2 separate regions of the Homo sapiens genome follow, and region 1 is linked to region 2. The links are chromatin loops, found by intact Hi-C in ENCODE. Cell type or tissue: endothelial cell of umbilical vein. All regions are shown on one strand. Each heading gives the region's core, and the rest is flanking DNA. Links, peaks and the distances in the headings are about the cores only.

Region 1 (16,189 bases), core at 7,385-11,384, 86 kb before region 2:
TGCTATGAATAGAATTATGTCTTTTGTTTCCAAAATCCATATACTAGACAGATATGAAAATAATAAAAGCGAGATATTTTGTGGCGAAGTTATCTTGGGGTAAACACTGTAGCCACGAGCACCGCTGCCAGGCATTCTTGGAGCAAACAGGAAAAGGGTTTAAAGTTTGAGAAAAACAGTTGGTGCAGTGGCTCATGCCTATAATCTCAGCACTTTGGGAGGCCGAGGTGGGCAGATCGCTTGAGCTCAGGAGTTCAAGACCAGCCTGAGCAACATGGAGAAACTCCATCTCTACAAAAAATACAAAAATTAGCCAGGTGTGGTGGCACCATGCCTGTGTTCCCAGTTTCTCGGAGGGTGAAGTGGGAGGATCGCTTGAGCCCAGGAGGTGGAGGTTGCAGTGAGCCAAGATCGTGCCACTGCACTCCAGCCTGGGTAACAGAGTGAAACTCTGCCTCAAAAAAAAAAAAAAAAAAAAAAAGTTTGAGAAACACTCTTCTAGCACACTCTTTAGACATAAAGTAGCTTAACCTAATTAACTAGTTAATCTTTACATCTCTTTGGTAGGGAGCCAAGGGGCTATGGAACTCCAAAAAGAATCAGACAGAGATTTCACAGCACATGGTGGTCACAACAGCCTGAAGAACCAGCAAGAAAGAAAAACAGCTGAAAGCAAAAGGGATAGAAAAACAGAGATCTGTGATATTTAGAAGCCTGGGCTGTTCAGATGCAATGTTCAGAAGCAATCTGAATGTTGCAGAAAAGGAGAGCTAGCAGTAAAGTGACAGAGGATACCGCAGATCTGCAGACTGGCCAAACGAGATGGGAAGGAAAGTGCTGGGGTGCAGTGGGTGTGCTACGACGTTAATATTCAGTTCTGCTGCATCTAAACAGCTGTTGAAGGAATAAGGTTTCTGTGTGAGTGCAACAGACATATTCCACAGTGACCTGTGCTACTCAAAGTTTCTGGAAAGGGGGACCCCTGTGCTACATCCTCCACCCCCACTCTCCCAGCCACAGATGACTAGTTCTGAGATGAGCACCTGCCTCAGAGACAACGATTCTTGCTTGCCCCTGACTTATAATTTGGTGACTCTGCTCTAAAAGCTGAGCTGAGCCAATCTGTCTTTTGCCCTTGAGAATTTGACAGGGACAGTTGCACATTATTGGTGGACACTAGAGTTGATGTCAGGGCAAATGGCCATATTGGAGCAAACAAACAAATCTTCAGAATAAATGAACAGAGAAAGGGGAAGAGGAAGCAAGAGAAAAGGGGAGAGAAGAAGAAGAGGGTTCAGATGCAAGTAACAACACACAAATGAGAGACTCTGTGGTCTCTAAAAGAAGAACAATGTGGCTCTGGTTTCTAGCATGCTAGTTCTAGGTTTCCTGAGGTCCAACTGTACCACTTTTGAATATCCACGGGAATGCCTGTGGTATACTGCTATACTCCCACCCCCCTTCAACTTGAAATAACTCTTGTGGATTTACCTGCAACTACAATGACCATAGTTAAAACATAGCTAGTGAGCAAGTGATAGAGAGAAAAAGGGAGTGAACACACAACTATTCTTTAAACAACATTGCTCTTGAAGATGCACAGGATCACTATCATGTCTACCTGTTTTAGAGCACACTCCACACCATGGTGAGAATTGCTAACTAACTCTACATATTGACAAATCCCTCAAAAAATGCCAAAGGACCAAGGAACAAGAATTGGGCTCATTTTTAAGTGCTTAAAATGTACTTATATGCTTATATTGCTTGAAAAGATTGAGGAAAGAAAAATGGACACATTACAGCAATATTATTTCATCTAATTCGAAAAGAGCAGGTATTTGATTTCATTTGATATTAAACTAAGATTTTGAAGTAGTCAGATATACTGGCTACATTAAAATACCACCTTATATTGTAAATAATTAGCTCTTGGTTAATAAGGAAGAATTGCCCACATCCCTGGCTCATTAAGGAGTTAAATATATTTACATATAATTCCAAAGGCAAATAATGGACTCCAACTATTAGTAGGTTAAAGTCTTTTTCCAAGAAACTCAAGTCTGAGCAGCCTGTTCCCTAAGCAACTTGATAAAACTGCTGAAATAAATCCACTGGACACCGCTTGCCAACTTCATTCCAGGTAGGTTCCAGTGAATCAAGCCCCATCAGCATTTCATCAGAATAAGGTCAGGCTGACTTGTTATTTTTTGTATGTATGAATGCTCTATGTTCTCTCATAAAACAAAATTGTTTGGTACTGGAAAATATCGTTGTCCTAGAGTATTCAAGGTGTCCTGTTCTTACCTCTTGCTCCAAAAAGAGGGCAAAAGGTGCCTGGAAAGAAAAGGCTGGTTACCTAATGATTTTCTAGAAAAGGGAGAGTTTCTAGCCTTTCAGAGCCTGCATTCTGGATGGGTCTATGCCCAATGAGTGTCACTCTTGGCCACTATTCATGTTGTAGATGTCTGACTGGCAAAAAAATCCTCACAGCAATGGTTTGATTCCTCAAAAGGGCAAAAATCATTTTGTAGAAGGATAATTAAACGTTTAATTATTCATCACATTTTAGAGAACAGTAGCCACATTACACTGACCTGGAAATTAGCCCCATATGTGGCTTTATGTGATAGTTACAAATGCTCCAAGAAAAAACTTCTAGAGCATCCCCTGCAGGGGTGAACATTCAGTCACACCCATATTTGCCATCTTTAGTCACATTAACATTTGCAGCACATTGCAATAACTGGTGATCCTAAATAACTTAAAACCATTAAGAAATCATCGGTTAAAGTTAGTCATACTCTGTTTAAAATACACTATACATTTCTTTGCACTATTATTAAAATTTTAATCATGAAATTCTGGAAATAGTAAGGTAACTTTCAATTATTAAGAAAACAGTGGCTTGGTGTGGTGGCTCATGCTTGTAACCTCAGCACTTCGGGAGGCTGAGGTTGGGGGATTTCTTGAGGCTAGGAGTTTGAAACCAGCCTTGACAACATGGTGAAACCTCGTCTCTATTAAAAAAAAAAATATATATATATATATATATACACACACACATATAAAATTGCCAGGCATGGTGGAGTGTGCCTGTAGTTCCAGCTACTTGGGAGGCTGAGGTGGGAGGATGGCTGGAGCCATAATCATGCCACTGCACTCCAGCCTGGGCAACAGAGTGTCTCAAAAAACCAAACAAACAAACAAGCAAAAGAACCAAAACTGCTGCCCCGCCCCCCAGCAACAAACAAACAAACAGCAAGAAAACAGTGACAGTGTGAGTAGATGAGGTTATATGTCCATCATTTTAAGGTTATTATCTTAAGTTGTAGATGACTTATGTCTCAAATCCAATACTCAGCTCTGTTGCAGAGCCCATTTCAATCCTGGTATCCTAATTTTTTAATTGAATAAATATGTAAGGACGTTGGTGTTTGCTGTGTAATGGGTTAGTACATAAAAATGTACTAAGATATCTAAACCCTAAATATGCTCATATTGGATTGTTGCTAGTCTATGATGTTACTATTAATTAGTATTTATTTATCATTTTTATGTGTCCTGCAATGTTACAGTTAAAACTGGAAACTTAAGAAATGTAAAAGGCCAATATGCAAGGGATATTTGATAAATGTTAAAAAGAAATATGGGCCAAAAATCTGGAGAAAACTTGAGATAGAGGTCATGAATTAATTTCAGAAGAGGAAAGTAAAACTAAAAGGAAATACAGGCTAAAATTTTATCCACTTTATGGGGAATTCCCAATATTGAGGGGGAAATGACACATTTCACTTTCCCTGAAGCTTTGAAGTGGTAAGAATTAGATCATACATATGTAGAGGCAACATTTTAAAAGTCCCAATTTGAACTGCCCTAAACTAGACACGTCTAATGAGCTAGATAGACAGATGTCAAGAGAGCTCCTTTATGATTTTTGTAAAGAAGCTTCTCAAAAGAAAATGATCTTGCTGTTGAGGGTATAATGTAGGGGGAAGGACAGAGTGAGGAGAAGCCTTTTACTGATGGGTTAGAATAATTCTGCTTGCAAAAAAAATACTGGTAATAATGAAGGCTCTGAGGCCAGATATTTGGAAGGATCCCAGGTACACCTCTTATTGACTTTGCAACTATGTAGCTTCTCCACATACTCAGTATGTAGCTTCTCCACAGCTCAGTTTTCCAAAAAATAAAATAGGGAAAACAATGGCATCTACCTTACAAGAGTGCAGTGAGAACCAAATGAGTGAATACATGTAAAGGTCTTGGATCAGAGGCTGGCATGCCGTAGGTACTCAATAAAAGATAACCATGATCACTGTCGTCTATTGCTAAGCCCAAATCCTCCTATGTATACAGTATACAAGATTTAATTTGCATTAAAAAAGAGAAGATACCAAATAGTAGAGAGGAAAGTGTGAACATTCATCACATTTATTTATGTGTCAGAGAAAAGTGCTGTGCAGTATGAGTTCAGTGAAAGAAAACAGTGCCTCAGTTGGGGTAGTCAGGAGACTTTGTGGAAGAGGCAGGTGAAATCAGCTCTTTCTCTCTTGAGTTCTTTACCGATCAGCAGGTGTGTAAGGTGACTCAGTCATGCAATTATGATTGTCTGCCTGTGTCCACAGCACGTCCGCATGAGGGGAAGGAGGAAAACTTTCCCTTTGCTACTTTTCCTCATGACTCATGTGTGTTTCTGCAAAATCAGTGTTGAAACTTGGTCCAATTTGAAAAGTCAAGGTAATGATGGGTCATTCAAAAAGAGGCACGTAATAAGGAAGCCCAACATGACACCATCACACCACCAGTGACTGACAAACCAGTCTGGCCAGTGGTGTTAGCAGCAGTAAATTGACTATTGGTTCAGGGGCTTTTCTAGGGATTTAAACTTAGGGTTTCTTATCTTCCATACTACTGTCCCACTCCCACAAAGCTTCCAAAAAGAGGGCAAAAGATGCCAAAAAAAAAAAAAGGTCAATTACCTAACGATTTTATGGAAGAGGGAGGGTTTCTAGCCTTTCAAAGCCTGCATTCTGGATGGGGTGACTGCTGGAAGATCTCAGTGTTGACTATTGGAATGCAGGCCACTATTAATATCCCTGCCATTCTGAGCTGCCCATTAGAAAGATAACAGCACTTCCTTCTTTAAAAAATAAGTTCCTTCATTGAATCTGAGCACTAGAAGGGATAGTAGAGGTCATGCCACCCTCCCTCCAGCATGATGGGTGAAGAAACCAAGTGCAAGGACTTCTGAGGCCTGCCCAGCACCTGACTGTTTAAACTCCTGGTCAGTGCTATAATGAGGCTTCTCAGCGTAAGTCAGACTCCATGGAAAAATAACCTAAAATGTTTTCAGGGACCATATTCTGCAAATAATCTAAAATCCCTTGTTAAGCAAATGTCTGAAACATTTTATTCTTTGCATATGCATTCCCAGGGGTTAGGGGACTATTGAATAAATCAAGTGTTTAGTGAACATCACACTAAACATGCTCATTCCTAAGTATAATACTCACTAGTAATACCTGGGCAGCACAGACACACGTATTCCTTCCATAAAACAGTTTTCAAAGACACCACACATCAACATTTTTGCATAATACAAAAATTCATGTAAAATAATACAACTAATTCCGTTAGAAGGAGAGAGAGCAAAGCTAGGAGGAAAGAGCAATGAACCCAAACCAACATTCTGTCACTCACAATCCCCTCTCCCACCAAGGCCCTTTCCCCATCCAAAAAAAATTGGCTTCAGTTGAAAAATATTTTATCATAAGGAATTTATTTTTGTCAACAGGATGTTCCTGTTATTTTCAAGTCTTGTAGTTTCAACAACAGGATTTCAGGGCAGTGAAATAAAATAGGAACAGCAGAGTAATTTGAATTTCTGAGCATACTCATGCATGTATAAGAAAAGTCCAAATAGTCTAAAACTGGCTTTAAACAATGTAAGGCTGTCTCCTTATGCACTTTCTAAATTTCTTCTCATTAAAAAAATGATGATCTAATAGACAGTAAATATTTTTGACTGATATTCTTAAGTTTTTAATTGTAGCCAAACTTCTTAATTGTGGAGCTGGGCCAGCTAATATCTTCAAACACTTCCCTTTATGATGGTACAATAGTTTATTTGTTCTTTTCTTTATTTTTTTTCTTTCTTCAAATAAATCTTGCATGTGCTACAAAATGGAAATAATTTAAAAACACACTGAAAATTCAAAAGTGTGATATCCATCCCATTTGGGAAGGTATCATGTGCTTTTAAACAACACAATTTTCGTAAAGGTCAGGGCTGCTCTTCCTTACTCATATAGTTGGCCTATTACCTAGGTGTGTGGAGAGGAGTCAGGAGAAAATATTAGGTTGGTACAAAAGGAATTTCCATTGTTGGAATTTGCCATTTGATAATGGAATACATTCTTAAATAAATGTGGTTATATTATACATCATTTTAGTGGGCATTTCTCGATTTATGGTTTTTTTGCTAATGACTTATTACTTGCTGTTTGTTTTATGTTTATTTTAGACTATGGAGATTATGTTAGACAAAAAGTAAATTCGAGCGATTTTCTTATTCTAGTTCAAAATATCTCATAAAGCAGTGGAGACAACTTGCAACATCAATAATGCATTTTGGCCCAGGAGTGGCTAACATATGTACAGAGCAGCGGTGGTTCAAGAAGTTTTGCAAAGGAGACGACAGCCTTGAAGATAAGAAGCCTAGTGGGCAGCCATCGGAAGTTGACAATGACCAAGTGAGAGCAATCATCAAAGCTGATCCTCTTACAACAACACAAGACGTTGCCAAAGAACCCAATGACGACCATTCTACTGTCATTGGGCATTTGAAGCAAATTGGAAAGGTGAAAAAGCTGGATAAGTGGGTGCCTCATGAGCTGACTGAAAGAAAATTCAAAAAAAAAATTGTCGTTTTGAAGTGTCATCTTCTCGTATTCTATGCAACAACAATGAACCATTTCTCAATCGGATTGTGATGCGCGATGAAAAGTGGATTTTATAGGACAACTGGCGATGACCAGCTCAGTGGTTGGACCGAGCTCCAAAGCACTTCCCAAAGCCAAACTTCCACCAAAAAAAAGGTCATGGTCACTGTTTGGTGGTTTGCTGCTGGTCTGATCCACTACAGCTTTCTGAATCCTGGCGAAACCATTACCTCTGAGAAGTATGCTCAGCAAATCGATGAGATGCACTGAAAACTGCAACGCTGCAGCTGGCATTGGGCAACAGAAAGGGCCCAATTCTTCTCTACAACAATGCCCAACCACACGTCGCACAACCAACGCTTCAAAAGTTGAATGAATTGGGCTCTGAAGTTTTGCCTCATCTGCCATATTCGCCTAACCTCTCGCCAACCGACTACCATTTCTTCAAGCATCTCGACAACTTTTTGCAGGGAAAATGCTTCCACAACCAGCAGGATGCAGAAAATGCTTTCCAACAGTTCATCAAATCCAGAAGCACAGATTTTTACACTACAGGAATAAACAAACTTATTTCTTGTTGGCAAAAATGTGTTCATTGTAATGGATTCTATTTTGATTAATAAAGATGTGTTTAGTTATAAAATGATTTAAAATTCATACTTTTGCACCAACCTCTAAATTAAAGACTTGCTTAAAGATTCTGTTGCCTGTTGTCACATAGAACAGAGACTAATCTCACTGGGTTGGATTATGTGTGGAAATACACCAAAACTCACCACTGTCTGGGTCATTCTGAAGTGAAGAAAAGAACATGATAATTTCACAAAACAGTGAGAAAGTGAAGAGCTTACCGATGTGAACTCTGAATCAGATAGCCCTGGCTTTGAGCACCAGCACTGCTTTTTAATAGCTTTGTGACTATGGGTGAAAGAAATTACCTGTCTGAGCCTCATTAGCCTTATTTGTAAAATATAAATAAAATCTATTTTTTCCCCCATAAATTTGTTGTGAGGGATAAATGAGGTAATCAAAGTGCTTAGCATATACCTAGCATGTGATAAGGAGTCAGTAAAGGACAGCCATTATTATCATTAACTTTAGTATGCAAATTGGTTTAATTTCTTTGCTGTAACACTGTAATGTCTACTCATGTATAGAAATCATATATGACACTTAACTGTATTCATATTTCATTTTACATGCTATTCAAATGTTTGGTTAATATATATATATATATATATTTGCAACAGCAAGCTTATCAGAGGTCTTAATCCACAAAGTTGTCATCACCTCTAATCCAGTGTCTAATACCATTTCTCAGAAGAGCAAACATTTCCTTTAGAGCACTTATAGCAGTGAGTTAAATGTGAAGGCTCTGGGTTGGTGCTCAGTCATTTGAAAGCAAGAAAAACTTACAACCTTTTTATAATATGTGTTTAAATGTTTATTCGGTTCTGTCAAGGTAACTCAAAACTGTCTACAGTAAATCCTACGTGTAAAATCACAGAAAGGGGAAATGGTAATTAAGCCTTCATGTTGGGATGTAGATTACTTACCTACTCAGGGATGTGTTCTTTATGGTTGCTGTTTTGATAGGTGGGGAAGCACACTCAATCTCAGTGGCCTCCTCTATTGTGACTTTGAAGATGAGGCAGTTCTATTAAAGGTTCTGCAGTGGTTTGAATGTTTGTATCTTCCCAAAATTTACATGTTGAAATCCTAACCCCCAACGTGATGGTATTAGGAGGAAGGGCTTTGGGGGAGTGATTAGGTCATGAGAGCAGAGCCCTTATGAATGGGATTAGAACTCTTATAAAAGAAGCCCAAGACAGGCCCTTGCCTTCCTGACAAGGGAGGTTATAGCAAAAAGATGGCTGTCTATAAACCAACATGGGATCCTTCTGCCAGTGCCTTGATATTGAACTTCCCAGCCTCCAGAACCAAGAGAAATAAGTGTCTATTATTTACATGCTACCTGGTCTATGGTATTTTGTTATAGTATCCCAAATGGACTAAGACAGGCTCCTAACATGTTACTTCAATATCCAGGCAGCAGTAAATAGCATCCTCATGATTTTTTGCCCCATACTTTCCTCTTCAGCAAAGAGGGACTAGATCTTTTTTATGCTTCTTTATTATTTCTACAAAACACAAAAGATTAACTGATGTGCCTAAAAAAGGTTTTAAGTTGCTTATAAAGTTGCTCAACATAAAAAAATTAAAAATGAGAGAAATGAGGCAAAAAAGAAATAAACTAGGATTGAACTAGGAGTGGGGTATCAAAATGCTATCTGCTAATAATAGGTTATACATTCATCCCGGTTTGCTCTCTTTAGCAGCTGTTTCAGAGTCTTTGTCTCTCTCTCTCTCTCTCTCTCTCTCTCTCTCACACACACACACACACACACACACACACACAAACACACACAGAGTAGTTGAAATGAAGCACAACTTTCAGTATGAAAGCAGCAGGGCTATTGTGCCATATAATGGACAAAATTCTTGATCTTATGCTAACGGAAAACCCACTACTGACTTCTACATGACTGCTATTCATTATTCATTCATTGTATATGCATTTATTAAGCAGTAACTATGTGCATGCTATTTGCTATGCTCTGGACATACAGTGATGAATAAGACATGCTTCCTGAGCTGGAGATCAGAGTTTGGTATGGAGAAGAGGCTCACACTATGCAGTAACTTAGACAGTGTTTTAAATGTGATAGCAAAACCACCTGGAGTTTGGCTGGAGCGCAAGGAAAGGAGTGAATTATTATGTGCAGGGAAGTTAAGACAGTGAAATCTTATTTGCCAAGAACGAGATGAGATTAGAATCAAGAAGGACATTTGTTACTTTAACAATATGAAAATGAATTGGACAGTCTTGGGAGAACTATATTCTCTTTCTGGACAATGGCAAAGAAAAGAAACGCTCAAAAATTTCTCAACTTTGTTTCCTGTTGGTTCAGGAATCATCTGTGCACTTAAAAAGGGAAGCAGGGCTTGAGATTTTCAGGAAGATAACAATTATGATTAATCTTTGTTTCTCTGGGGCCATAAAACTTTCAAGGTCAAGGATTTGTATATGTGCTCTGATTCTGAGGGGTAGGGACCACAATTAATAAACACATAGAATTAAAATAAAGGCTTGAGGGTCCAAAGATACAAGGACTGTGCATTTTACTAATTTTAGAAAAAGGGCCTAGAGAGACTGAGTGACATATATCATTTTGTAACCCCTCCAATAAAGACTGTGTGAAGGGTGATTGCAGAGGAAAGCCCAAGAGAGCTGTAATATAAGGATTTCAAAAGAACCCCAGACAGTTTAGCAATCAGAGCTACATTAGGAAGGAAGCAGTGATTAAACCAATGTTCCCTTTGGAGGTCCCTTCAACCCAATGAAAATGACAAGGAATGAACCATAAGATCAAAGCTGAGTGGAGGGGCCTTAGGAAGTGTAGTAGAGGTAAAATAATTCACCACGCCCTGAAAAATTCCACTTTCCTTTATTAGCCTGCAATGAATCAAAACTTAACAGCTGAAGAAAGCATTAATATTGAGTAGATCAGCAAACTGAAGAATACTATAGAAGCATGTTTCTGGGGGGAGGAGAGGCCTTTGATACTGTTTATTCCCTGACTTTTTTAATCTAAATTTGCCCTTTATTGATACAGAAAAGTTTCTCTTAAACTACAACTGGACTGTGACATAGACATCTTTAACAAGCCTCAGGATACTTAAAATGCTAGGTCTAGGCTGGGCGTGGTGGCTCACACTTGTAATCCCAGCACTTTGGGAGGCCAAGGCGGGTGGATCACCTGAGGTCAGGAATTCGAGACCAGCCTGACCAAGGTGGTGAGACCTGTCTCTACTAAAAATCCAAAAATTAGCCAGGCGTGGTGGTGGGGGCCTGTAATACCAGCTACTCGGGAGGCTGAGGCACGATAATCATTTGAGCCCGGGAGGTGGAGGCTGCAGTGAGCTGAGATCACTGTGCCACTGCACTCCAGCCTGGGCGACAGAGCAAAATTCTGTCAAAAAAAAAAAAAAAGAAATATGCAGAGGTTTTCATTTTTTTCAGTGCTATCAACAAAACAGTGCTATTAACAAAACACTACAATCCATTCAGTAAATGCTACTACAAAGCAATTTTGGAAAGTTAGATTCTAAAATACACTTTTTTTTTTTTTTAGAAGAAATGTTCAAGAAAACATGGAAGGTATCAGGCTATCACACAACCTAAGATTTGATGTCTTATTTCTTGTAGCTCCCTTTCTTCAATCCTTATAAAAACTCACTGCAGAGACCCTAATGTTAAGGCTTATATTTGCTTAAAGTTCAAAGTGGAGCACTGCCTCTAGATTAACTATTGAAAAGAAAAAGAAAAGGAGATTAATTTTAAAAAAGAAAAACCAATAAGTTTGTTCTCTAGTTTTGGCTGTAATAATTATTAAATAAATAGTGCCAAAATACAGATCAAATAAAGTCACAAGTGGTCTTCAGTCTATGGTTAGCTAAAATGAATATCGTAAACAGGATATTCTTCCACCTTTTATATGAAAGAAGTTTTTATATAGCAAACATAAGGTGAATTGTTAATGACATCAGAGTGAGGTTCTCATCATTGTAAAAAAGTCCACTTACATAAACAAGGATGCCAAATATAGATGCTCATTGGGATGTAACCCCATTTTAAGTCAAAAATATCCTAAGTAGATCAAGACCATCCTGGCTAACGTCGTGAAACCCCATCTCTACTAAAAATACAAAAAAATTAGCTGGGCATGGTGGCGGGCACCTGTGGTTCCAGCTACTCGGGAGGCTGAGGCAGGAGAATGGCATGAACCCGGCAGGTGGTGCTTGCAGTGAGCCGAGATCGCGCCACTGCACTCCAGCCTGGGCGACAGAGTGAGACTCTTCCTCAAAAAAAAAAAAAAAAAAAAAAAAAAATCCTAAGTCAAAATGCATTTAATACCCCTAACCTACTGAACATTATAGCTTAGCCTAGCCTACCTTAAATATGCTCAGAAAACTTACGTTAGCCTACAGTTGAACAAAGTAATCTAACACAAGCGTATTTAATAATAAAGTGTTTTATATCTCATGTAATTTATTAAATACTATACTGAAAGTGAAAGAATGATTGTATGGGTACTCAAAGTACAGTTTCTACTGAATATATATTGCTTTTGTATCATTCTAAAGTTGGAAAACTGTTTAGTTGAATTATTGTGAATCAGGGACTTCCTGTATAATATTTAGAAGTTGAATATATTTAAAACATGCATATAATCAGTATCTTCAGTTTATGGGATGAAATTCATACATTTAAAAGTCTGGGTGCCATAAGGAGCCTTTTAGGGTTTTTGGATTCTGTATCTCATGTTGTGCTAAGTTTATATGCAATCTTTAGTTTAATCTTCACAAGAAATCCATAAGACAAGCATTAATTTTAATCTCCATTCCTTCCTGACTATTGAGCATTGGCTATAGGTCAGAAAATGTTCGAGGCTCCAGGGTTAGAGAAGTGAACAACCGCAGCTGCAAAAAGTCCTTGCCCTCCTGGAGCTTACATTCTAGTGGATATCACTTTGTCTGGATCCTTTTGAAATATTTAATTTTATTTTTCAAGACAGGGTCTCACTCCATCACCCAGGCTGGAATGCAGCAGTACAACTGCATCTCACTGCAGCCTCAACCTTCTGGGCTCAAGCAATCCTCCCACCTCAGCTCCTGAGTACCTGGAACCACAGGCACACACCACCATGCCTGGCTAATTTTTAATTTATTTTGTAGAGCCAGGGTCTCTCTATGTTGCCAAGGGTGGTCTTGAACTCCTGGGTTCAAGCAATCCTCCTACCTCAGCCTCCCAAATTCTTTTTAGTCTAACCTTGTTCAGAGCTAAGTTATTAGAAAGACTTTTTTAAAAAACAAAAAACTGTCTTTTAAACCCAAGCCAGAATCCAACACAGATACCTGAAATACAGAAAATATGAAAATGCATACAAATAAATACATACTATACCTGATATTGATAATGATATCAACAATGCCATGATGGAAAAATAAAATAGGATAAGGACATTGTGAAGTGCTGAGAATTGTTAATTTTATATGAAAGGGTCAGAGGCACAAAGTACACTATTTAGAAGCCAAACTGAGATTTGAGATTTCCTACTACCAAATCAGGGAGCTAGACCGCTGATGTCTCTTTCAGAACAACGGGAAAAGATATACTGAATTAATATTGCAGTGTTCTTATTAACATGCTGTTGTTTCAAGCAAATTAATGCTAGTCCTCAAATGTCAAGATACCACCCAAGGAATACCTTATCCAACTGGAAAAGAGTCCTAATGCTTTATTTCCAAAAAATGTAGACCCTTAGTGTCAGCACAAGTACCCAGATTGGTATAGTTAATTATTTTTCTAATTCCTTACCAGCAGGATCTGGAGGAGGACATCTGGAATTCTCCCTGGCAGGCCCGCACATGACTCATGTCAGAGGAACAGTTGCATTAGATAACTGATAAGTCTGTAAATTTTTATGAGGTGTTTCCAAACCTCACATACAGTTGTCCCTCAGTATTTGTGGTGCATTGATTCCAGGGCCTCCTGCAGATACCAAAATCTAAGGATGCTCAAGCCCTAAAGTTGGCCCTGTGGAACCCGTAGCACTGTATTGTCATTCTTGCTTACAACCAGTTTGTTTCTTTCATCTAAAGCACTCCCCCTTCAAAAATAATCAAGATACACTGGTTATGTGAGCTTTATATTTGTCTGAGATTGCCATTTTTCTTATGAAAATTCATTTCATTTGGTTATAGTCATCCCTTAAATCCCAGTGTTTGCCTAAACACAAGCTATCCAGAATTACATTGAGTGATAATATTTGTCTTGATTTTGAATTAATATAAAGGGCAACAAGTGTCCAGGTATGGCCATTTAGTGTAAAATTCGTGTATTTAGTTAAGTATTTAATCATTTATTCCAAATGGGCTAACTTGTTCCAAGTAGATCACCATATGGAAAGTTTTAAGACTTTTTTTAAAATGCTGAAATAATCTGCTGTTATCCTAACTGTAAGGTCCACTGAGCCTAGACTTAACTATTTCAAAAGAATGAAGTAGACATCCTGGATCATCAGACAATGCATTTAAACAGAGACTTGGCCTGACAAATCCATAAACAAACATGTGAATTTATGGGGATAAACCAGTGACAAATCCATAAACAAACACAAGCTTTATGAGAATAAACCAGTGCTGTGTCACATAAACTCTAGGGTAAAGGAGAAAGGTTTACTAGTTTACCTAGAAATTATTCTTAAATCTTTAAACCATATCACTTTTTAAGATATATTTTGTTAACATGGATAATTATCAATTGGTTCAGTTCAGTGGTCTTGGTTTATTTTTTTTTTTTAAGGAAAAGCAGAATGCATGATAAATATAGGCTGCAATATGAAAGTCACACCAATAGGCCTGGGTTTTTAGATAAATTGGTTATAATCCGGTCACCATCACCCATCTACAGGTGACTTAATGGAATTGTAGGCAAAGTAACTAGAGTCAAATAAACTTCTGTTAGTGTTGCCTAACTACTGAAGATGCAAAAAAAGCTGTATCTTTTTTGCGACTTTCATTTATTTAAGTCACTTTACAAAAATTGATAGATCTTGCTGTTAAACTGGAAGTTTTGATCAAGAACCTAAGGCATCAGGTATCGAAGTAAGCTGGAAGACAGAAAGCATCAGAGCAACTTGTGAAACTACGTGGCTGAGAACAGGCTAGATATCTTTACATGTCAAAGGAAAGAGAGAAAGAAAGTCAGAAAGAGAGAAAGAAAGTTTAGAAAAGGAAAGGATTAGTTTTATTTATTTATTTTTTTGGCATGCACTTGTATAGGAAAAAGAGAGAACAAGATACCTACAATTGTGCTATGTAGAAGTAACTGTGTGTCCCCTGGAGCTGAGGGGAAGGGATGAAGAGTTCTGGTTTTGACCCTCTTTGGAAAATCTCCAGTGTGAGAGAGAGGCTGGCTTGCTACTCTAGCAGCAGGCTAGAAAAAGAGGTGGTTAGGTTGGGTAAACTTGCACTTCAAAAGTTTATTGGGCCAAAGTGTTGCACAGATTTATCTGGTACATTGCACAAGAGAAAGCTAGAATAATATGATCCTAGTTCTTGTCTGATAGAACCTTCTGGAAGGGCCATTAGGCCTCAGCAGAGACAGGCAGAAGGTACTGAGTTGCTAGAGATTGTGCAAATCATAAGCAACTGTCCAGAGGATGGCAGCCAACTTATGACAGTACCAATCAAATAAATGTGCCAGTATTTTCCTGCCTCTCTTCCATATTCTTCCTCCCCATGTTCCAACCCAGAAGAGACAGAAATAAAGATTAATTAGCAGAAGTGTAAAGAGGCAGGGAAAAAGAGGCTAACCACACGCTCTTCCCTATTCATAAACTTTATGCCTTAGTAAGTCCTTGCTGTTGGAAGGATAGTAGTTTTAACTAAATAAAGTTAGCTACTTTGACAATCCCATGGGACTAGATTTTTAAATAATTGCGTCAAGACTATCTTTGTGATTTACAGTAATCACAAGGCTTTCTATTTCCAAAGAATTATTAGAGGTTTCAAGAAGTTTTCTAAGGTTTTATTCAGTGGCAGAAGACTTCTTTCATTGAATAAATTATAAAGAAACAACCAGTGACAAAATAGTATCACTTTATGATTAGACCTCATGAATCCTAACACATTAGTCACACTGTGATGGTTAATACTGAGTGTCAACTTGTTTGAAGGATCAAAGTATTGTTATTGGGTGTGTCTGTGAGGGTGTTGCCAAAGGAGATCAACATTTGAGTCAGTGGACTGGGAAAGGCAGACCCTAACCTTCATCTGGGTGGGCACAATCTAATCAGCTGCCAGCATAGCCAGAATAAAAGCAGGCAGAAGAACATGGAAAGATGAGACTGGCTTAGCCTCCGAGCCTACATCTTTCTCCCATGCTGGATGCTTCCTATCTTCAAACATCAGACTCCAAGTTCTTCAGCTTTGGGACTTGGACTGGCTTCGTTGCTCCTCAGCTTGCATACAGCCTATTGTGGGACCTCATCTTGTGAACATGTGAGTTAATACTCCTTAACAAACTTCTCTTTATACACACATCTATCCTCACAGTTCTGTCCCTCCCTCTAGAGAACTCTAATACATACATGTAAAGAGAAAAATTATGGAAAAAT
Region 2 (16,189 bases), core at 6,973-10,972:
GCAGACTGCTATACAATCATTTAACTTGGTGACAGGAAGTGATCATAAAATTCGGCCAAATGAATATACAGGCAAAAATCATTTGTCTGCTTACCTATATCATATATGAATATCTCAAATAATTTACTTGCAATTTATTTACCTCATGCTTTGGAAATCCAACTGAGAGCATGTTTCATGTAGACATGAATAGCAAAGGCATAATTCCTAGGAATTTATTCTATGGATATGGCTCAAGTAAACAAATATTCAGAGTGCAAGGGTGTTCAAGGACACATTGTTTACTATAGCAAAAAGTAACACAATACCCAAAAAATAATGTAATTTCATCAACTGGAAGCCAGAAAAATAACTTATGTAATAATCATATTATAGCATAGGAAAAAGGTATACCCATGCATGGTAAACTTAAAGATGTCCATATATACATATACATATATATATATATATATATATATATACACACACACACACACACACACACATATACACACACATACAGATACACGTAAACATATATACACTATATATAAATATATGTACATTGTGTATATATATATATATATACACACTCACACACAAGAACACATGTCTGCTTATTTAAATATTTATAAATATTTGTCTATGCATGGAATATTGATGGAGAGATACACAGGAAAACAGTAGTGTTTACTTTCAGGAATTGGCATTGAGGGTAGAGCAAAGAATGGAGAATGCAAGAAATAGTGAGAAAAAGATGTACTTTTTATTTAGTATTCGATTATGTTTTGTACCATTAGTATATGCTATCTCTAAAATGAAACCAAATCAGAACAGAAGAAGGAAAAACAGAACTAGCAAAACAGAGTAAAGATACTGCAAGATTTTAAATTCTTACTGTCAATTTTTCTTAAAGTAGATATAACCCTGCCTTATTATTTTTTTTTTATTATTATACTTTTAAGTTCTAGGGTACATGTGCACAATGTGCAGGTTTGTTACCTATGTATACATGTGCCATCTTGGTGTGCTGCACCCATTAACTCGTCATTTACATTAGGTATATCTCCTAATGCTTTCCCTAACCCCTCCCTCGACCCCAGGACAGGCCCCGGTGTGTGATGTTCCCCTTGCTGTGTCCAAGTGTTCTCATTGTTCAATTCCTACCTATGAGTGAGAACATGCGGTGTTTGGTTTTTCATCCTTGTGACAGTTTGCTGAGAATGATGGTTCCTCCAGCTTCATCCATGTCCCTAAAAAGGACATGAACGCATCCTTTTTTATGGCTGCATGGTATTCCATGGTGTATATGTGCCACATTTTCTTAATCCAGTCTATCACTGATGGACATTTGGGTGAGTTCCAAGTCTTTGCTATTGTGAATAGTGCCACAATAAACATACACGTGCATGTGTCTTTATAGCAGCATGATTTATAATCCTTTGGGTATATACCCAGTAACGGGATGGCTGGGTCAAATGGTATTTCTAGTTCTAGATCCTTGAGGAATCGCCACACTGTCTTCCACAATGGTTGAACTAATTTACAGTCCCACCAACAGTGTAAAAGTGTTCCTATTTCTCGACATCCTCTCCAGCACCTGTTGTTTCCTGACTTCTTAATGATCACCATTCTAACTGGTGTGAGATGGTATCTCATTGTGGTTTTGATTTCCATTTCTCTGATAGCCAGTGATTATGAGCATTTCTTCATGTGTCTGTTGGCTGCATAAATGTCTTATTTTGAGAAGTGTCTGTTCATATCCTTCGCCCACTTTGTGATGGGGTTGTTTGTTTTTTTCTTGTAAATTTGTTTGAGTGCTTTGTAGATTCTGGATATTAGCCCTTTGTCAGATGAGTAGGTTGCAAAACTTTTCTACCATTCTGTAGGTTGCCTGTTCACTCTGATGGTAGTTTCTTTTGCTGTGCAGAAGCTCTTTAGTTTAATTAGATCCCATTTGTCAATTTCGGCTTTGGTTGCCATTGCTTTTGGTGTTTTAGACATGAAGTCCTTGCCCATACTTATGTCCTGAATGGTATTGCCTAGGTTTTCTTCTAGGGTTTTTATGGTTTTAGGTCTAATATTTAAGTCTTTAATCCATCTTGAATTACTTTTTGTATAAGGTGTAAGGAAGGGATCCAGTTTCAGCTTTCTACATATGGCTAGCCAGTTTTCCCAGCACCATTTATTAAATAGGGAATCCTTTCCCTATTGCTTGTTTTTCTCAGGTTTGTCAAAGATCAGATGGTTGTAGACGTGTGGTATTATTTCTGAGGGCTCTGTTCTGTTCCATTGGTCTATATCTCTGTTTTGGTACCAGTACCATGCTGTTTTGGTTAATGTAGCCTTGTACTATAGTTTGAAGTCAGGTAGTGTGATGCCTCTAGCTTTGTTCTTTTGGCTTAAGATTGTCTTGGCAGTGCAGGCTCTTTCGTGGTTCCATATGAACTTTAAAGTAGTTTTTTCCAATTCTGTGAAGAAAGTCATTGGTAGCTTGATGGGGATGGCATTGAATCTATAAATTACCTTGGGCAGTATGGCCATTTTTACAATATTGATTCTTCCTATCCATGAGCATGGAATGTTCTTCCATTTCTTTGTGTCCTCTTTTATTTCATTGAGCAGTGGTTTGTAGTTCTCCTTGAAGAGGTCCTTCACGTCCCTTGTAAGTTGGATTCCTAGGTATTTTATTCTCTTTGAAGCAATTGTGAATGGGAGTTCACTCATGATTTGGCTCTCTGTTTGTCTGTTATTGGTGTATAAGAATGCTTGTGATTTTTGCACACTGATTTTCTATCCTGAGACTTTGCTGAAGTTGCTTATCAGCTTGAGATTTTGGGCTGAGACAATGCAGTTTTCTAAATAGACAATCATGTCATCTGCAAACAGGGACAATTTGACTTCCTCTTTTCCTAATTGAATACCCTTTCTTTCTTTCTTCTGCCTGACTGCCCTGGCCAGAACTTCCAACACTATGTTGAATAGGAGTGGTGAGAGAGGGCATCCCTGTCTTGTGCCACTTTTCAAAGGGAATGCTTCCAGTTTTTGCCCATTCAGTATGATATTGGTTGTAGGTTTGTCATAAAGAGCTCTTATTATTTTGAGATACATCCCATCAATACCTAACTTATTGAGAGTTTTTAGCATGAAGAATTGTTGAATTTTGTCAAAGGCCTTTTCTGCATCTGTTGAGATAATCATGTGGTTTTTGTCTTTGGTTCTGTTTATATGCTGGATTACGTTTACTGATTTGCATATGTTGAACCAGCCTTGCATCCCAGGGATGAAGTCCACTTGATCATGGTGGATAAGCTTTTAATGTGCTGCTGGATTCGGTTTGTCAGTATTTTATTGAGGATTTTTGCATCAATGTTCATCAGGGATATTGGTCTAAAATTGTCTTTTTTTGCTGTGTCTCTGCCAGGCTTTGGTGTCAGGATGATGCTGGCCTCATAAAATGAGTTAGGGAGGATTCCCTCTTTTTCTGTTGATTGGAATAGTTTCAGAAGGAATGGTACCAGCTCCTCCTTGTACCTCTGGTAGAATTCGACTGTGAATCCATCTGGTCCTGGACTTTTTTTGGTTGGTAGGCTATTAATTATTGCCTCAATTTCAGAGCCTGTTATTGGTCTATTCAGGGATTCAACTTCTTCCTAGTTTAGTCTTGGGAGGGGGTATGTGTCCAGGAATTTATCCATTTCTTCCAGATTTTCTAGTTTATTTGCATAGAGGTGTTTATAGTATTCTCTGATGGTAGTCTGTATTTCTGTGGGATCGGTGGTGATATCCCCTTTATTAATTTTTATTGCATCTATTTGATTCTTCTCTCTTTTCTTCTTTATTAGTCTTGCTAGTGGTCTATCAGTTTTGTTGATCTTTTCAAAAAACCAGCTCTTGGATTCATTGATTTTTTGTAGGGTTTTTTGTGTCTCTATCTCCTTCATTTCTGCTCTGATCTTAGTTATTTCTTGTCTTCTGCTAGCTTTTGAATGTGTTTGCTCTTGCTTCTCTAGTTCTTTAATTGTGATGTTAGCGTGTCAATTTTAGATCGTTCCTGCTTTCTCTTGTGGGCATTTAGTGCTATAAATTTCCCTCTACACACTGCTTTGAATGTGTCCCAGAGATTCTGGTATGTTGTGTCTTTGTTCTCGTTGGTTTCAAAGAACATCTTTATTTCTGCCTTCACTTCGTTATTTACCCAGTAGTCATTCAGGAGCAGGTTGTTCAGTTTCCATGTAGTTGAGCGCTTTTGAGTGAGTTTCTTAATCCTGAGTTCTAGTTTGATTGCACTGTGGTCTGAGAGACAGTTTATTATAATTTCTGTTCTTTTACATTTGCTGAGGAGTGCTTTACTTCCAACTATGTGGTCAATTTTGGAATAAGTGCGATGTGGTGCTGAGAAGAATGTATAATCTGTTGATTTGGGGTGGAGAGTTCTGTAGATGTCTATTAGATCCGCTTGGTGCAGAGCTGAGTTCAATTCCTGGATATCCTTGTTAACTTTCTGTCTCATTGATCTGTCTAATGTTGACAGTGGGGTGTTAAAGTCTCCCATTATTATTGTGTGGCAGTCTAAGTCTCTTTGTAGGTCTCTAAGGACTTGCTTTATGAATCTGGGTGCTCCTGTATTCGGTGCATATATATTTAGGATAGTCAGCTCTTCTTGTTGAATTGATCCCTTTACCATTATGTAATGGCCTTCTTTGTCTCTTTTGAGCTTTATTGGTCTAAAGTCTGTTTTATCAGAGACTAGGATGGCAACCTCTGCCTTTTTTTGTTTTCCATTTGCTTGGTAGATTTTCCTCCATCCCTTTATTTTTAGCCTATGTGTGTCTCTGCCCATGAGATGGGTCTCCTGAATACAGCACACTGATGGGTCTTGAGTCTTTATCCAATTTGCCAGTCTGTGTCTTTTAATTGGAGCATTTAGCCCATTTACATTTAAGGTTAATATTGTTATGTGTGAATCTGATCCTGTCATTATGATGTTAGCTGATTATTTTTCTTGTTAGTTGATGCAGTTTCTTCCTAGCATCGATGGTCTTTACAATTTGTCATGTTTTTGCAGTGGCTGGTACCAGTTGTTCCTTTCCATGTTTAGTGCTTCCTTCAGGACCCCTTGTAGGGCAGGCCTCGTGGTGACGAAATCTCTCAGCATTTGCTTGTCTGTAAAGGATTTTATTTCTCCTTCACTTACAAAGCTTAGTTTGGCTGGATATGAAATTCTGGGTTGAAAATTCTTTTCTTTAAGAATGTTGAATATTGGTCCCCACTCTCTTCTGGCTTGTAGAGTTTCTGCGGAGAGATCTGCTGTTAGTCTGATGGGCTTCCCTTTGTGGGTAACCCAACCTTTCTCTCTGGCTGCCCCTTAACATTTTTTCCTTCATCTCATCTTTGGTGAATCTGACAATTATGTGTCTTCGAGTTGCTTTTCTCGAGGAATATCTTTGTGGCATTCTCTGTATTTCCTGAATTTGAATGTTGGCCTGCCTTGCTAAGTTGGGGAAGTCCTCCTGGATAATATCCTGCAAAGTGTTTTCCAACTTGGTTCCATTCTCCCCATCACTTTCAGGTACACCAATCAGACGTAGATTTGGTCTTTTCACATAGTCCCATGTTTCTTGGAGTCTTTGTTTCTTTTTACTCTTTTTCTCTAAACTTCTCTTCTTGCTTCATTTCATTCATTTCATCTTCCATCACTGATACCCTTTCTTCCAGTTGATCAAATCGGCTACGGAGGCTTGTGCATTCATCACGTAGTTCTTGTGCCATGGTTTTCAGCTCCATCAGGTCATTTAAGGACTTCTCTACACTGGTTATTGTAGCTAGCCATTTGTCAAATCTTTTTTCAAGGTTTTTAGCTTCTTTGCGATGGGTTCAAACTTCCTCCTTTAGCTCAGAGAAGTTTGATCATCTCATGCCTTCTTCTCTCAACTTGTCAAAGTCATTCTCCGTCTAGCTTTGTTCTGTTGCTGGTGAGGAGCTGTGCTCCTTTGGAGGGGGAGAGGTGCTCTGACTTTTAGAATTTTCAGCTTTTCTGCTGTGTTTTTTCCCCATCTTTGTGGTTTTATCTACCTTTGGTCTTTGATGATGGTGACGTACAGATGGGGTTTTGATGTGGATGTCCTTTCTATTTGTCAGTTTTCCTTCTAACAGTCAGGACCCTCAGCTGCAGGTCTGCTGGAGTTTGCTGGAGGTCCACTCCAGACCCTGTTTGCCTGGGTATCAGCAGCAGAGGCTGCTGAACAGCAAATGTTGCTGCCTCATCGTTCCTCTGGAAGCTTTGTCTCAGGGGTACCCGGCCATGTGAGGTGTCAGTCTGCCCCTACTGGGGGATGCCTCCCAGTTAGGCTACTTGGGGGTCAGAGACCCACTTGAGGAGGCAGTCTGTCCATTCTCAGATCTCAAACTCTGTGCTGGGAGAACCACTACTCTCTTCAAAACTGTCAGACAGGGACACTTAAGTCTGCAGAGGTTTCTGCTGCCTTTTGTTTGGCTATGCCCTGCCCCCAGAGGTGGAGTCTGCAGAGGCAGGCAGGCCTCCTTGAGCTGCAGTGGGCTCCACCCAGTACGAGCTTCCCTGCTGCTTTGTTTACCTACTCAAACCTCAGCCATGGTGGGCACCCCTCCCCCAGCCTCGCTGCTGCCTTGCACTTCGATCTCAGACTGCTGTGCTAGCAATGAGTGAGGCTCCGTGGGCGTGGGACCCTCCGAGCCAGGCACGGGATATAATCTCCTGTTGTGCCATTTGCTAAGACCATTGGAAAAGCGCAGTATTAGGGTGGGAGTGATCCGATTTTCCAGGTACTGTCCGTCACCCCTTCCCTTGGCTAGGAAAGGGAATTCCCTGATCGCTTGCACTTCCCTGGTGAGGCGATGCCTCGCCCTGCTTCGGCTCACGCTCGGTGGGTTGCACCCACTGTCCTGCCTCCACTGTCCGATCAGGCCCCGTGAGATGAACCCAGTACCTCAGTTGGAAATGCAGAAATCACCCGTCTTCTGTGTTGCTCACGCTAGGAGCTGTAGACTGGAGCTATTCCTATTTGGCCATCTTGGAACTGCCCCAACCCTGCCTTCTTAAGGGAGAAATGATTTCAATAGTTTCAAGGAGTGATCTTACATGAAGAGCAAACAGATGGATAATTCAATATCTATGGCCAAGAAAGGAATTTATGAATTGTTTCCTTTTAAAAAATAAGCAAAATAATTTGTTAATACATCCTCGCTTTGCACTGTGTGACTTCTCTGTCAAAGAAAAGGGAAGCCTGAAGAAACAGAGGCAAGGCTGCTATTTATGGAGCCTGTTATGAGCCATGCATCTACTTTAATAAGGAGTTAAAGGTTCTCCAGCTTGCTAAGGCTTTGCAGCTAGTTAGTGTCCACCTCACTCAAAGTCGGACCTCTTTCCACTACATGAAGATGATCTTCTTTGGTTAAAAAGAAGGTATAAATTTATATTGGAATAGCAGAGTATTCAAGATGTTTTCAAATCTATGAAATTTTAGCCACAACATATTATCTTAACAAATAATATGGGTAAATATGTACAGAGTATGCATTCTGTCCCAGACACCATTTCAAGTTCATTCTATACATTAATTCATTTTGTCTTTTCACAGTCTGTAAAGAGAGGTACTGTTATTACAACTTGAGTTTTCAAATAAGAAAATCAAGGCTCAGAGAGGTTATGTAACTTGTTTACCAATAAAATTTTCCCTAAGCTACTCTAAAATATAATCTAACTTTATTATATGGCACTAAAAGTATAGGATATAAAAGTAAAATAATTTTCAAGATAAAGTCATTTCAATGTATTTATTCTAAGACTGAAGATACGCAGATAAAAATAAACGTTAACAATTCTGACATGCTTAACTCAGTAATTACAAATTAATGATTAATTTATTGTCATTATAAGCTATGCACAGACATATGTAGTATCATATTCGCTCCTATATTACTAAAAAAATGAAGTAGAATCATTAAAGTAAAAACTTCTCTCAATTTTATTCAACCTAATTCAACTAATAGGATTGAACTAATAATAGTCTAACCTTCTACATAATGTTTTTAAAACGGATTTTAGAAAAAAAAAGATTTCAGCAGTCACTGTTTTATAAATGGGAATATGTAGGTTGGTGAAGTGCAACCTCTGATCATAAAATAATTCATTAAAAGTAACCTAACTAGAATTCAGAACTGACTGACTTTTTCCCTTGTGGTCAAATCACAAACCATGAAAAATGTGTGGTGTACCATCTGAAATACATTAAACTTCACTGGTACTTTAAATAGCTTTCCTAAGCCATTAGCCATCCAGAATCTAATTGGTCTACTAAATGTGAATCAGGCACAATCATATTTACCTAACTCAAAGAAGAGATGTAGAATATACCAATCTTCATTAACTTGGGTGAAATCTTATATATGATTTTGTCTAATGCCCCTGAAAGCAGAAAATCCATCTAAAACATGTTTGAAAGTTGGTCATTTCCCTCTCCATATATTTCAGTGATTGAATTTACTCTACTTTTAGAAAAGCCTCTTCAACTTTGACAGTTTTATTGCTATGAACACTCTTAACCTGAATCAAAAATTTCCTTCCCTAATTTTTGACCCATTTGCTCTGAGTTGTGCCAAATGGAGCTACATAGTCCACCCTTTCCTGCAGTAGCCCTTCCGGTATTTGTAGACAGCCATCACATTTACCTAAATTCTTTCCAGGTTAGTTATGTCCAGCTGCCTCAAAGTTTCTTAGGGGGTTGTTTTCCAACTTCTCATTGGATAATTAATGTTCCTGCTGAAACACGACCCATGAGAGTGGTTGCTATGTCCCAAAATAGTCTGAATTTTGTAAATTACAACGTAAACATGTCTGCTTCCATACTGCTATCAACGCAACCTAGGTGTGTGTTGTTTTTGTAGTTACAGTAGTTGTTATTGTTAAGCATTCTGGTCACATATTCAATTGCTGCTGAGTTTATGTTAAATTATAATTTTGAGTAATTTACATTAACTTCCATCAGATGATGTCTCTTTCACTCTAGTTTTTAATTTATCACAGTACAGTTTCTCTTCATTGGCTCTACTTGTAATCTTAATGCAGGCAGCTCTCTGTTGCAGCTGTCCTTTCAGTTCTGTACCACGTACATATCTGATAAGCAATTTCCTGTGTTTTCATCCAAGTAATGAATCAAAAATTCTGAATAGGTCAGGGGCATGGACAAAGACCTTTAGCATAGCACTGGGGACCTCAATACAGGCAGACAGATAACAACATAAATAGGGCACATTTAAAAAAGTTTAACTCAGATAAACTCTTACAGAATTTTGCAATCAGAAAATCTCGCAAATGTTATTCTAATTTCAGCAGATATGTAAGTTTTATGTTATATGGTTTAAATTCACTTTTATTTGCAAATTTTTTTGAGAGGGGAGCTTGAAAACACCATTAATTTTCCATGATTAAAACTGCTCAAAGAGCTATAAAATATTAATAATAATTCTATGAGTTAGGAATTATTATCCCTATATGCAGATTTAGAAACAAATCTTGGAGAGAGTCAATAGCTTGATTAAGCTTACACAGATAGTGGCAGAGCCAGAATTCAAATCCAGATCCAGGGTGCCACTTGTTTCAACTAGTTCTATTAGCTAAATAGTTCAGTTCTCTTCTTCAGCCCCCACTACTATCATATCATACTGGGGAAAACAACCCTTCCTTGAGCCTGTGTGGTATGTGGTATTCTCTCATAATACCACCACCTCACTTTCTTTCTCCTTTTACCATTAATTCACTGTTGCTACATCATCAAGTCCCACAACCTTCCTCTTCAACAAGAAAAAAGAATATGCAAGGGCCTGAATGCATCTGTTTCATTAAAATAGTTTACATCCATACTCAGAAATGCATATGAAACAGTATCACATGAAAACCTTAAAAATACCATTACACAGAATGCATTACCAAAGGCAGCATTTTAGTTGAGCCACTTAAATACTACGCACCATCCTCCTCTCTTAGCCTCTTTATCGACCAAATCAGCATAGAATAATGGAGAGAATTTGGGATTTTATTTAGAAAAGGAAAATTGAAATTTCTCCCCCAACATTTACTAGTTCCTCAGGGGAGTATGCTAGGACTCTACTGGTCTCACTCTGTACCTTCTCGCCAAGTAATCTCTTCCAAACCAATGGCTCCATTTTCCAACTCTAAGCCAATAGCTTCCCAGTGCATTTCTTTCTTTCTTTCTATTTTTTTTTTTTTTTTTTTTGGCAGAGTTTCGCTTTTCTCGCCCAGGCTGGAGTGCAATGGTGCCATTTCGGCTTACTGCAACCTCCGCCTCCTGGGTTCAAGTGATTCTCCTGCCTCAGCCTCCCTAGTAGCTGGGATTATAGGTGCCCACCACCACGCCCAGCTAATTTTTAATATTTTTAGTAGAGATGGGGTTTCACCATGTTGGACAGGCTGGTCTTGAACTCCTGACCTCAGGTGATCCGCCTGCCTTGGCCTCCCAAAGCACTGGCATTCCCAGTGCATTTCTAAATGTATCGCCCTCTCCTCAAAGTTCCCACTGGAAGTCTCATAGGCACTTCACATTCAGCATGTCCCAAACGAAACTCACCAGCTCTTCCCCATTGTTCAGTGATCGTAATTTCTGTTACCACTATCCACCAGATACCCGGCCAGAAATTTGGGAAGCATCCTGGGTTCCAACTTCTGCATTCCCCACAACAAGTCTTCACATCCTATAGTTCTAGCTTAAAAAAATCTCCAAAACAGTCCACTTCCCTTTGCTTCTACTGCCACCTCCTTAGTTCACGCTACCATGATTTCCCCATGAATACAGCTAAATCTACTTAATTGGCTTGCCTATCCACTCTTTCCTGTCTCATATTCACTACAAACAGGGAGATCTTTCTAAAATCTAAATCTTATCATGTCACTCCTTTGCTTAAAATCATTCTATTACTTTTCCTAGAAAAATGTTCAAATTTCCAACTGTGCTTTAAAGGGCCCACATTGCAGACTTCATCTCTAACCACTCCCTTGTTTCCAATCCTACTAGATTTCCATCATTTCTTCAAACTCACAATGCTCTCTACTGTTGTACAGCTTATAGGGTGTTTTTATTTGTCATTTATATCCTGAGAATGCAGTGATGGATATACGGAATTACTTCTACTTCAGTACAGAGTATCAGACATTAAGACCACTCCACCCAGATTCATTAAAAGATTAAAGGGGCGGGGAGAGGGAATGAGGTACCAACCTGAATGAGCATCCAGCTAAACTGGCAAAGATACAGGTAATGTGTGACAGCAGCCATAGCTGAACAGCTCTCCTCAGCGAGTTGGGGACTTGCGTATGCAGACGCCAGAAACAGAATCTGTAAGAAACAGATACTTCTATTTTTAAAATATGCTAAAATCGATGAAGAATATTAAGAAAGTAAACTGCTTTCTTATCTAAATCTATGACTCAGTGATTCCATGTGAAAGTAAGTTGACTTCTTGCCCAAACTGATATGACTAAGAGTCATTCTAAAAATGGCAATATATGGATTTTTATATTTCTAAGAAACAGCGCATGATATGAAATTATGCTACATGTTGCTCTAGGCTCTCAAGAGAAAATTCTCAAAGTAAACCTTGTTCTTATCATTGATGAACAAAAATCCCATGAAATACATTTATTTTAGCAAAGTAGAAAATAGTGGAAATGCCACTCCTTGTGAAAATCAAAGCTAATGGGAGAGAAAAGAAAGAAAAATAAAATCCTTGACTTTACCATCACCTGCAGCCTCTTGCCAGGAAGTAACATAGATAACAAAATAGACTTAAAATGAGTTTAAAAATTCAAATTCTATGGTTATCCTAATTTTTGGATTTTTATTTCAAGTGCCTTCAAGCCTTTGTTCAAAAGTCACAATGAGGCCTCTCTTGACCACACTAAATTTCCTTCTCACACACATAATTCCCCTAACTCTACTTCTCTCTCACTCTCTCTCTCTCTTTTTTAACCAGCACACATCACCTTCTAACATGCTTTGTAATTTGCATTTTTTTTTTTTTTTGGCTATTAGTCTCACCTCCTAGAATATAATCCCTGCAAAGACAGGATCGTTGACTGTTTTACTCACTAATGGAACCCAAGCACCTAGCTCAGTGACTGGCACATGATAGGTACTCAATAAATACTTGCTGAGTAATGAGCAAGTGAAGTGAAAGACTCTTTGTGATTTCTATCTTTTTGTATTTTCTCCAATAAATGACTACTGTGTCAAATATTGCAATGATGAGTGTAGATGGCAGGGGGAAACTTGGAGCAATAATATTCTGCTGTAAATTCTCAATGAATAAACTCTGGCTCCCCCTTATAGACAGGAATCAACTTTTTGACTGTATTTTCAGAGGGTACCACTATGCCTGGAATATAGAGATGATCAATAAGCGTTTATTAAAAGAATGAATGATTTATTCCAAAAGGACAGAGGAAAAAACTAGTTGACTTATGCCTTAAAACCTCTTAACTTTTAAAAAGAAAACATGAATGCTTTTAATGCTATTTGAATTTATTAAAAAAACAATAATGTGCCCAAAAATAAATAAGACCATGGAACAAAATGTTGTTTAAATTTCAAGTGAAATATACCCTTCCCCAATCCTCTTGTTACCAAGGACATGTCCCTCAACTCCCCTTGAAAATTTCTACTCAAGTGTATTGGTAGGGCAGCATCCCTGTGGTAAATTCATTAGGATCTGCAGTGAGGCTTTGCATGTTCCCAAAATCTCAATTTCACAATGAAAGATGCACCTTAACCTGATTCCTCAGTCAATTACATAAGACCCAACATGCTAATTTAAAATTAATAATTATTAATAATCACCAATAATTTATTACTATAATTGATATTGCCTGTAAATTAATCTACAATATGTATCTCTTATGCCGAAGTGACTCTTCTTGGAAACTATTCATTAAGTACCTTCCTGTGCCTGCCTGATCAAGTATAGATTTTTAAAAAATCTTTTTTTTCAAGCTACAGACAGTGAACGAGTCATTTTCCCCTTCTACTTCCCTCATCAATAATAGAAGGAAGTTGGGAAAAATCAACTCCAAAGTCCCTTTCTACTCCAAGACTCCAGAACAATTTTTAAAATGAGAAGTACCTTGATTCAACTTTCTGTTTACTTAGCCCTAGATTTGGTGCATTTGTAATACACACTATTAAAAAGAACGCATGCCAGCATTTAAAGCAGAAAATAGAAATTTATGTAACATTATTTCCTGACAATCTGATACAAATGAGTTCCCTTAAAAAAAAAGTCCACAAATTCACCTTTCTAGAATGCACCACAACATAGCTTTTGAATTATTAGAGATTATGCTTATATTTTCCTTGACTTTTTTGTCTAATTTTACCATTTATTCTGACCTTTATTATAGGTCAGAAATTAAACCTTCCTAAATTCCACAATTATTCCTTGAACACCTTCTATGCACTAAGCACTGGAACTATGACTTAAGAGTATGGTATGGTTTAGCAAAAATAAATAAATAAAGGATAAAAAAGCAATCATTTTAACATTTCATGTTCTGTCTTTTTACAAAGGTGCATCTATTTCCATAAAGTCTTCATAAATTTACATACAATAAATTCAAGCCTTTCTAATTCAGATTCTATTATATGGATTGTGTTGAAGTTTACTTCGTAGTTTTGTTCTAATCAACTTATGTAGGTTGTTATGTAATAGAATAGTGTAATCCAAATTATAATTGAATATGTTTAGCTTTAAACATTCTATGAAACTATTTATAAGTATATGCTAACTTAAATAATTCTTTTCTTTTTCAATATGTTTTCTTTGAAGCAATTAAATCAGTACAGGTTCTTGTTTAAAACTGTATTTACTTTCAGAATAGTTTTAACATCCAAAATTCTATTCCTAAGCTATGATTTGATATTTTATTACACTCTAATCTCCTTTTCTAAATTATAAGAAGATCAGTTACAAATCTACTTTTGTAAATCATGAAAGTTGTTCCAGGTTATTATCTGAATTATGGGAATTGCTTCTGTCTGTACAGGAGATTAGTCAGCAAGAGGAGGCTGAGCTGTCACATTGCACACTGCTATAAAAGGGATGCACAAAAAATACTTGGAGAACTAGGTATTAAATGTGACCAGGCCTACCCAAAATTTCATTAACTTAATTTAAGACAGAAATAAAATGAGACCAAGAAAACAAAATAAATAAAATCTCCCAGCATATTTAGCTTTCTCATTTTTAAGGCTACATAACCTAAAAATAGATGGAGCTTCACCATTGTTCTTTTATTCAAACACATAGAGATTACCAGAAAAAAGGTTATTTTCACAGTCAGTTCTCTGAAAGCATTAAGTTGAACATGAACAGAAAAAAGGAATTTTTCAAAGGTTCTCAGTTGTTCATACATTGATTTATTCAGTATGAATGAGTGCTTAAGTACCCTCTATCTACAAAGTATTGTGCTGGGCAAGATGAAGTACATGATTACAGAAAACTGCTGTATACCAGCATGGCGCTACATGTTTTCCCTCGTTCTTTTGTGTATAACTCACATATTAATGATGTGAAACTATTATTGTTTGTATCCCAATTTAGTAAATAACGAAGGAAGAACTATAGGATAATTAACATGTTTAAAGGTCCTTAAACAAGTTTTAAATTTAAATTGGGATTCAAATTCTGGTATCCTGATTTGCAGGAGCAGCATTCTTTCTTGAGCACCATGCTACTGCCTACAAAGCTAAATCGAGCACAGTCCCCTCTCGAAGTGCTAACATTCTAGGTCACTGTTTCTCAATTCGTTTTACTCCATGGCCCACCACAGGCTCATAATGACAATCAAATATAATGCCAAGAGCAAATATAATACTATTCTCAATTCCATTTTTATATAACATATACACAACTTAAGAGAAAAGAAAAATAAATATAGTTCCCCCAAAAAGTATTTGAGATATTCTTTTTAAAATGACTTATAAAATTCTCTGCTTATTCTGATTGCTTAGAGCTCTACTGTGCCAGCCAACGAAGGAAATGAAGAGTAAATACTTTTTAGAAAACTTAAATATACAGCATGTGTCCCCGCTTGCTTGGGCTAAATAACAACTAATGATAAATATTAGTTTTCCTATAAACCTCAATTCTCAGTGCTCCTTAATATATACACCCTCCTCCCTCAGTTTACTACGGATACTCTCACTCCTTTCCCTATAAAATTATTCTTGAAATGACCGCCACCCCCCCTTTTTTTTTTTTTTTTTTTTGAGACGGAGTCTCCCTCTGTCACCCAGGCTGGAGTGCAGTAGCACGATCTTGGCTCACTGTAACCTCCGCCTCCCGGGTTCAAGCGAATCTCCTGCCTCAGCCTCCGGAGTAGCTGGAACTACAGGGCGTGCCACCATTTTTTGTATTTTTAGTAGAGACGGGTTTTCATCGTGTTAGCCAGGATGGTCTCGCTCTCCTGACCTCATGATCCGCCCGCTTCGGCCTCCCAAAGTGCTGGGATTACAGGCGTGAACCGCTGCGCGCGGCCAAAACTAGTCAGTTTTTAAAGGACCAGCTCAAATTCTACCTGCTTACTCTGATCATGGCAGATACCTAGACTATCCTATTTTTTAAAGTGGGAGCATTTTGTTATCGAGCATTTATAATGAGCCAAATGTAGTTCTTTCTAATAGACGGGTGCCTAAGGGTGAAGCTAGACACATGATACAATAAAATGTGACAAGTATTGTAGCAGGGTATGGAGCAAAATATTAGGAGAATGCAGAGTATTAGGAGAATGAGAGTATTAGCGCTGCTTGTGGGGATTCAAAGAAATTTTCAGAGAGAAAACCCAAGTCCCATCTGCCCCACTTTCTCTTGCTAAGTTTATCTTCCATAAGACTCTTCGTACACCATTCTATCCAAATGCATTTACTGCTATTCCCTAAACATACTTCTTCATGTCTTGACTCTTGCCTTTGTTCTTCCTCTTCCTTTTATCTAGAATTTCTTTTTCTCATCTTCCCAGGTTGAACTCATGTTTACCTTTCAAAACGTGGTAGAACTCTGTCATGAATAACTGGAAATTCTACCTGCTTACTCTGATCACGGCAGATTCCTAGACTTTCCTACTTTTTAATACCTGGTTATTCCTTTCAATCATAAACAAACT

Evidence for each region. A loop is a pair of places that touch in the nucleus more often than their neighbours do. Peaks named below come from ENCODE experiments on the same cell type or tissue, not always from the same donor. Only the 100,000 strongest peaks of a DNase experiment are listed, where the experiment ranks them.
Region 1: it touches region 2 in a loop (7-fold over the local background); 1 of 110 quality-filtered maps calls a loop at or near these places.

What each region holds. Positions count from the first base shown.
Region 1 is chr5:91,047,246-91,063,434 of GRCh38, reverse strand. The region is part of intron 85 of ADGRV1 (adhesion G protein-coupled receptor V1); the gene reads right to left. Among named protein-coding and RNA genes, the nearest start is that of LUCAT1, 260 kb to the left of the region's middle. In endothelial cell of umbilical vein, for the core only: no CTCF peak of the experiment used is centred there; a DNase peak (open chromatin) is centred at 9,794; H3K27ac peaks cover 288 bases.
Region 2 is chr5:90,960,595-90,976,783 of GRCh38, reverse strand. ADGRV1 (adhesion G protein-coupled receptor V1) reads right to left here. Exons shown (of 90, transcript NM_032119.4): 84 at 11,253-11,369. Among named protein-coding and RNA genes, the nearest start is that of LUCAT1, 350 kb to the left of the region's middle. RefSeq lists cis regulatory regions at 3,225, 6,533, 8,207 and enhancers at 3,153-3,297, 6,461-6,605, 8,135-8,279. In endothelial cell of umbilical vein, for the core only: no CTCF peak of the experiment used is centred there; DNase peaks (open chromatin) are centred at 8,693 and 9,133; H3K27ac peaks cover 1,814 bases.